Regions from separate parts of the Homo sapiens genome. Here region 1 is linked to region 2. A link is a contact called in ENCODE Hi-C or POLR2A ChIA-PET data. All regions are on one chromosome and are shown on one strand. Each heading gives the region's core, a stretch centred on a gene start or an enhancer-like site at or near the end of the contact. The rest is flanking DNA. Distances are from core to core; before and after follow the strand shown.

Region 1 (3,659 bases), core at 567-3,066, 38 kb after region 2:
CTGGGAGACAAAGCGAGACTACATCTTAAAAAATAAATAAATAAATACATAAATAAATAACAAAGTGTGATGGGATGCTGGTCCGTGGGGGGTTGTAAGAATTTTGTGGCAAGGTAAGTGCAGAAACAGAAAGTAAGCATTTAATAACTTATATAGCAACATGACATTGTCCTTAAACCCAAGCACATGATAATGTTTATAATAATTCATTTTTATTATATTTTACAGCAGCAATTGGTCATGATAAATTAAAAACAATTAAAAAAAAAACCCTAGTTGTTCCCTATGGGTAGCAAGAAACACTGTTTTAATGAGTTTGCTTTCAGTACTTTATCAAGGTGCTCTATAATATGTGAACGCTGGGTTTCCCAAATTTTTGAACATGCTTTTGCCACGTTGCACAACATCATAACTATTTCTTTCTTTAAATAGAACTTTTATGTCTGACTTCAGTTTATTTTTTAAAATACATGATCACAACATAAAGGGAAGACCAATATCAATGGCCATGAACAGAAGTTAATTACAAAAATAAATGCAACAAAAACAAAGCAAACAAATTAAATTCTAGCCAGAAACCTGCCAAAAAGCTCTGAACATATGGCCTGTTAAAACAGTAATAATAGTAACAAGCAAGTGTTGGAAAGGTGTTCAAATCCATCAGCTCCAAACTGAAACAACCTCCTTGTTGTAATCAGAAGGAAAGAGAATTAGAGGGTCTCACTGTGTAATTCAAGGGCACTTCCTGCCCTGTCATTGTACATCCCAGAGCACTAGCCGCAGTGACCCAGTTTATGAAAGCACTGACAGTGTTTCAAAGCCTGGCATAGGATGCGTGAGACATGTTTGTTTTAGTAAATAGGTGGCATTCCCAGAGGCTACAAGACATTATTCTTTAAAGAGTCTGTGTTTCAGATGTTTGTTTATCAGGGTTTTTTTTTGTTTTTTGCAACATAGAGCACACTTTCTCCAGAAACAATGATATAAATAGGACCACAGAAGCAAGAATGCAGATGGATTACTTCACATTTGCAATGAAAAAGAGTAGCAAAGAAGGCTGTTGCAAATGTGTGGTGAGGCATTTCAAACTCACAGGCTTCCTCTGCCCTAGTGGCTGCTGGTTCTAAGCTTCTGGCAGGCAGTCCTTTCGGGAGAATGGACAGAGGGCCAGGGACAGTCTTTGGCAGACCACAGGGCTTCTGAAGTCCCTAGGAGGGAAAGTGTCAGCCCTCCAACCACTCCCTGGACTTAGCAGTTGTCACAGGAATGGCTCTTATTTGAAGCTGGGAGGCTTAGTGGTTATGGCCAGAGCAAGGAAGGTGAGCGCATACCGTGAGGAGCATCCCTCCTGCCAACCTAGAGCTTCAGGGAGTCATGGTACAATCCTACTGTCCTTCCTGACGAGAGCTAGCACAGCGAGGCTGAGTGTGGGGAGGGAGCACATCTGGAAATATCTCCAATTTATTCAGGGCAGGGGTCCCTCTCACCTCCCTGCACCTTCTTCTCAGTACTGCCTCTGCCTGGAAGCCGGCTGGAGGCATCTCCTTTACCTAGTATTTCACTCTTTCTCCAGAAGCTCAGCAAGTAGAGCTGACAGTACCCCAGGGGACTCCTACAATTTCCTCAGTCTCCAGGGAGATGCCTCCTGAATGAAACGATCTAAGAAAAGAAACATACACAAATACACACTCCTTCCTGTTCTCTCTCAAGCACCAGAATATTTTCTGCACTGGGCTCCCACACTCAACAGCCTCATTATTCTCTCTGAGATTTTCCTCTCCTTCCTCATTCCCCTGCCTCTGCTACCACTCCCACCTTCCACGCAAACACATGCGTGCCTGCACTTACACACACACTCATGCGGTTTCCGCACAGCTATCTCTGAGGGTAGGGGCAGCCACTAAACAGAGAGGAGGAACTAGATCATCTATCTTGAAAATTTGCCTCAAGCTCAGTAGGTGAACACTAAGAAAGCTGTTCTCGGAGGTACTGGAGGGCACATAACTCTTTTCCCATTCCCCTGTTGAGTGTGGGAGCCCAGAGCAGAAAATAGTTTCCTCCCCTCAACCCATCCCCCTCCATCAGTGAGCCTATAACTCATTTCAAGCCTGCTGTTGAAACCTAACTTTCCTCAGCCAGAACAGCCACAAGAAGTTATGGTTTATTTTCCCCCTCCTCCCTTGCTCTGCTCTGCCATCCCCCCAGTATAGAAGACTATGTCTGGCTTTTCTATTTTTGCTGTTGATGAGATAGATACAGTGCTAAGGGTAAGACAGTGTGTTCAAAATAGTGAGGATACATAGGATGAATTTGTTTTAAACAATATTTTAGTTATATTTCCAAATAATATGCTGAATATTTTTTTCTTCAACCTCCAGACCGCCTTTCAGGTGAAGCATCTCTAAAAATAATGCAATGGGTCCAATTGTTGATCTGAAAAAAGTACAATAAAAACACTACAAGAGCATCCAGAAGTCTGGAAACACAGGTGAAATTGTGCACTTCTTGTTTCAGATTTACAGCTAAATCCACTGCCTTAAATGTAGAGATTCATCACCTGAAACATGGTTGAAAACAAAAATATATTGAGTATTTTTTAAATGTGAATACCATAATTTTAAAATGCCATTTTCTCCTATGCTTTGTCCTGTAATTTAAAAAATTTAACAAGTGGACACTATGATTGGTGTACATTCCTGCCTACAATCTTCCAAGTTAATTGGATTAATGTAAGAGCTACTTATCTACACATAAACCATCCTATGAAAAAGGCTGACCATTTCAAATTAGGAGTGAGCTTCTAATATTTATCAGAAAATACCAAAACTGAGCTTGATTTGGAGCTTTGCATTATAGTGAAATCCTGAAGCCTCCAATAAGAGTAGGAAAGGGTCACAGTATCCTATTTCTCTTTTACTCTGAAAATAAAATTCTAATTACATAAATATTCTGTCTGTATTACACAATAAATCTAAATAACTGAAAGAAAACTTTTGCCTACAATCTTGTCACCTCAGCAAATCCAACTTTTTGTTTGGCCCTGATCTTTTCTAGCCATTGTGGATAATCACAGTGGGTGCCTTCTGCCATTTTCAATTAATACAATTTCAGAAGCATGTTCCATGTTGCTGTGTAGTCCTTGTAATCTACATTTTAATAGCTACATCATCTTTTACATTATTTTCCTGTTGTCCAACATACATTTCATAATCTTTTCTATAAGAAATAATGCAGCGAATCTTTGTCTATTTGGCTTTTTTTCCCTTACGAATTACTTGTTCAGAATCTATTCTAAGAGGTAGGATCAAAGGTCAAAACCCTGGATATGAGGAGGTTTTTATTTCTTCTAGTGACTAAGGAACTCTGAAGGTTCCACCCACAGCCTCCCACCTTTTACATTTGAGATAGACATTTCTCCATCAGAAATGTATCCAGCCACTGCAGCAGCCCCACTGGAATGCTGGGACAAGCTCATGGTTCATTTTCGGGAAAGTAGAGGCTTAAACAGTATGATTTAACCCATACAAGCTTGTTATATGTTACACATAGTTCCTACAAGAAGTATCAACAACACTTTAAGATTATAATAATTTCACTGAAAAAACAACTCATAATCAAGTGGTGACATTGAAAGAGTTGTGTGCCCCTTTAATAAACAC
Region 2 (3,448 bases), core at 638-3,137:
AATTGAATATATTTATATCCCACTGATATCTTTCCAGGGTTGTTCCACCTCATTGGAGATTACAACCAAAGTCCACATTTGAGGCTACCAGTGAATGGTAGGCCCCAGCTAAACACCTTCCTGGCCGCCACTGCCACACAGTTCACCACCAGTTTGGACCAAACAGTCCAACTGGCAAGGTACATGCTGTCCTTAGAGTTTCTTTCTTACCCTGTAACCTGGAAGGCCCATGTGCCAAGCAGGCCCTTAATAAGTACATGTTGAATAAATGAATAGACCAGTCTTGAAACATCAGCAAGACCATTCTCATCTTGTTCCGTTCCTAAAATGCTTCCCCTTCCCAGGTTGACTCCCCTCAACCACGTATCCTACTCACCCTTGAAGTTCTAGCCAAGCACCATGTTTTCTGTGAAGTCTGTCTGCTGCTGTTATTATACCTACTTTACTCTATATGCTCAAAAGTCCTCCTGTATTTACAGTTAGAACCATGTATAATAGTTTGGCACCCCCACTCCCACCCCAGCCTAGAAAACTCAAGTTCTTTACAGCCAAGGACTATGTCTTACTCTTCTTTTGGATCTATAGTGTAAGGCCTAAAGTTTTTTGTGCTGCCTTGACATCTTTGAGCTTCCTGGAGCCCCCAAAGACTAACTGTGAGTTCTGCTTTTGCCAGATAGGCCCTCCCCAGTGGAAAAGGCTCCTCATCTGGCTAGTTTCCCTATTAGCTAAATGAGCTGCACGCTACCTGGTCTTCAACCTAAGGGGTTCTACTTCCCTGCCAGCCTGTGAAATTATTCAAATAAGCCACTCATCCTCCAGTGGGAACCAGGGGTCACCCCAGCCTGTGTTGCTACAGAACTTGCCTCCCATAGGCCATGCTTGTCCACTCTACTCCTGAGTGCAACCCCAAGTGACGCTGCATGGTGTCCTGTGTCCTCCCCTAGGCTGTGAGCTTATGTGAGTCATAAACTGCCATCAATCTCATCTGTCCAGTGTTGGGTGCTGGATGTTCCACTATCTCATACTATTTAGGGTGGGGAATTCCTCTTTCAATAATGGAGTGAATAGAAGGTGATCAGAACAGTATCCCACACAGAGGTGTCACTCAATAAATTTGTGCTGATTGCATCATCTTCATTTGATGAAGTTCCTAGCCAAGTAGAAGACTGGAAATTAATTAAATATTTGCTGTAGATGACTATAGATTTTTCTACAAATAATCCATTTGAAACATATAGCAACAGCTTCTATTTGCATAATTATGCTTCAAGCAATCTTTTTCTTTACTGTTCACCATACTGTTAACCAATAAAAGCAAAACTGCCTAAGAGCAAATCTGTACTTAATTTCTGTACTACCGATCTGACATTTACATTGCAATTCTTAATAACTAATCGAGGTAAATTGTAACTGTGTCCAATCATGGAAATAAGATTCCAGTATCAGTCAACATTGGGTATAATCAAGAGACTAAAAACAACTGAAAGTGCATTAGAACTCAGACTTTCCCCCCACAATGACCTACTTAATGTATTTCATTGTCTCCCTTTATCTCACTTCTTTGTAAGCAAAATGGCAACACTTGGAGGCACTGAGAGACTTGTCCTAGAATCTGCAATTAGTTTTCTTATTAGTGTTTCAGGGAGAGTTTCATTCGCATTACTGTTATTTTATCACTTGGTTTCCAAGGTCCAAAAGGAAAAAAAAAAAAAAAAGGCCACGTATTTTCCCTTCTGGGGGCTCCTGCTTTTTATCTTAAAGCAGTGGGGGTGGGGGAACATGTACACCAGCAAGCAGTTCTCCTGTCCAGCTTCCAAGTCACACTCATTAGTAACGGGCCTCAGCCCCTCCCAGCACCCGGCCACTTCTCTCCTCTGCTGAGGGCTGGAGAGGGTGGGGACTGGGGCTCTGAGAGGGACCAGGGGATCAGGAAAGCTCAGATCCACGCCTTACCGCTCCTTGACCACACTGGAATGTGATGACTAGCTTTTTTCAGCCTGGGCTCTGCATGACAAAAGTTAGTGGAAAACGGTCATCAAACATTTCCAGCAAGCTTCAGACTTCTCCAAAGGACAGGGCCCTTCTCCAAAGACCGCCTGGCGCCTGGATTAGGCCGCTCCTAGCCTAGCCTCCCTGCTGCTCCTTTTCCCAGAGTGGTCGGTACACAGGACGTGCCGAACGTGCGATTATTAGAAGGCTATTACCAGAAGCAAGGGGATGTGCTCAGGGTGAGGCGCAGGCAAGGAAAAGACATTTCCAAACAACCCAAACAGCTTGCGACTGGGGACAAACCATTTCACCAGGGCGGTGGGGAGCCAGCCGGCCGGCCGGCCGGCCGACCCGGGGTGCGTGTGCCCAGAAGCTGTGCGGGCTCAGTGTGTAGACGCTCTGGCTGCGCAGCGCGCGTGCTCAAGTTCCAAAGCGCTGCACTCCACGGCGGCTGGAAAAGGTGGAAGAAGGACAAAATAAAACGAAATTTCCCCACACATCGCTAAAGGGAGGGGGCAGGCAGGGGGCCAAGCTCTGAAGAAAAGCTCTAAGAGATCTGTGGTGAACGGAGGAGAGACCCAGGGCAGAGGCTGGTGCTGTATTTGTGTCCAAAATTTGCCCGCTTTCCTGCTGTTTGCTGCTGGCTTGGTTGGCCAGAAAAAGTCCCCACAGTTTACCCCTAGATACGGAGGCCTTTCTCAGTACTCCACACACACACATTATCCGGATTTATTTAAATAAGAAAAAAAGTAGAGGGAAAAATATTTTTCATAAATATCTAGTACTAATAGTTTCATGTATAAACTGCCAGTAACTGCATATATACATACATGTATATGTTTTTAAACCAGAACATACCAGAGTTGTGTAATCTATTTTAAAAATAATTTTATTGTGGTAGAAAACTCAGAACTTAAAATTTACCATCTTAACCATTTTTCAGTGTATAGTTCAGGAGTGCTAAGCATATTTACATTGTTGTGCAACAGATCTCTAGGACTTCTCCATCTTGTAAAAGTGAAACCCCGTTCAACGCTAATTCGCTCTCCCCTCTGCCTTAGTAACTGCCTTTCAACTTTCTGTTTAATTTTGACTATTTTAGACTCTATATCTGAGTGGAATCATGCAGTATTTGTACTTTTGTGAATGTTTAGCATAATGTCCTCAAGTTTCATCCGTGTTGTAGCATGTGACAGAATTTCCTTCTCTCTTAAGGCAGCGTAATATTCCATTAGATGTATATACTTTTATACATTTTCTTCATCCATTCATCTGTTGGTAGACATTTGGGTTGCTTTCACCACTTGGCTATTTTGAATAATGCTGTGATAAACCTAGGTGTGCAAATATCTCCTCAAAATCCTGCTTTGAATTCTTTTGGATATATACCCAGAAGTGAGTATATATGCTGGATCATATGGCAATTCTATTTTTAATTTTTTGAGGAACTTCCATACCG

Evidence for each region. A loop is a pair of places that touch in the nucleus more often than their neighbours do. ChIA-PET counts read pairs that join two places held with the same protein, here RNA polymerase II (POLR2A). Pooled maps may share reads with other maps.
Region 1: a map of K562 shows a loop between it and region 2 (4-fold over the local background). The contact joins two enhancer-like sites. A Hi-C loop is called at or near these places in 3 of 168 maps with a recorded cell type or tissue (GM13977, K562 and naive thymus-derived CD4-positive, alpha-beta T cell), 10 of 37 single-sample maps with no recorded cell type and 8 of 50 pooled maps. POLR2A ChIA-PET finds 5 or more read pairs at or near these places in 8 of 52 experiments (H1, K562, OCI-LY7 and 5 more).

Annotation. Positions count from the first base shown.
Region 1 is chr3:156,642,140-156,645,798 of GRCh38, forward strand. No RefSeq gene overlaps it. Among named protein-coding and RNA genes, the nearest start is that of TIPARP, 31 kb to the right of the region's middle. Within about 2 kb of position 1,817, at least 10 of the 41 ENCODE cell types and tissues checked have a DNase peak (open chromatin) inside an H3K27ac peak, as active enhancers do.
Region 2 is chr3:156,603,929-156,607,376 of GRCh38, forward strand. No RefSeq gene overlaps it. Among named protein-coding and RNA genes, the nearest start is that of SSR3, 51 kb to the left of the region's middle. Within about 2 kb of position 1,888, at least 24 of the 41 ENCODE cell types and tissues checked have a DNase peak (open chromatin) inside an H3K27ac peak, as active enhancers do.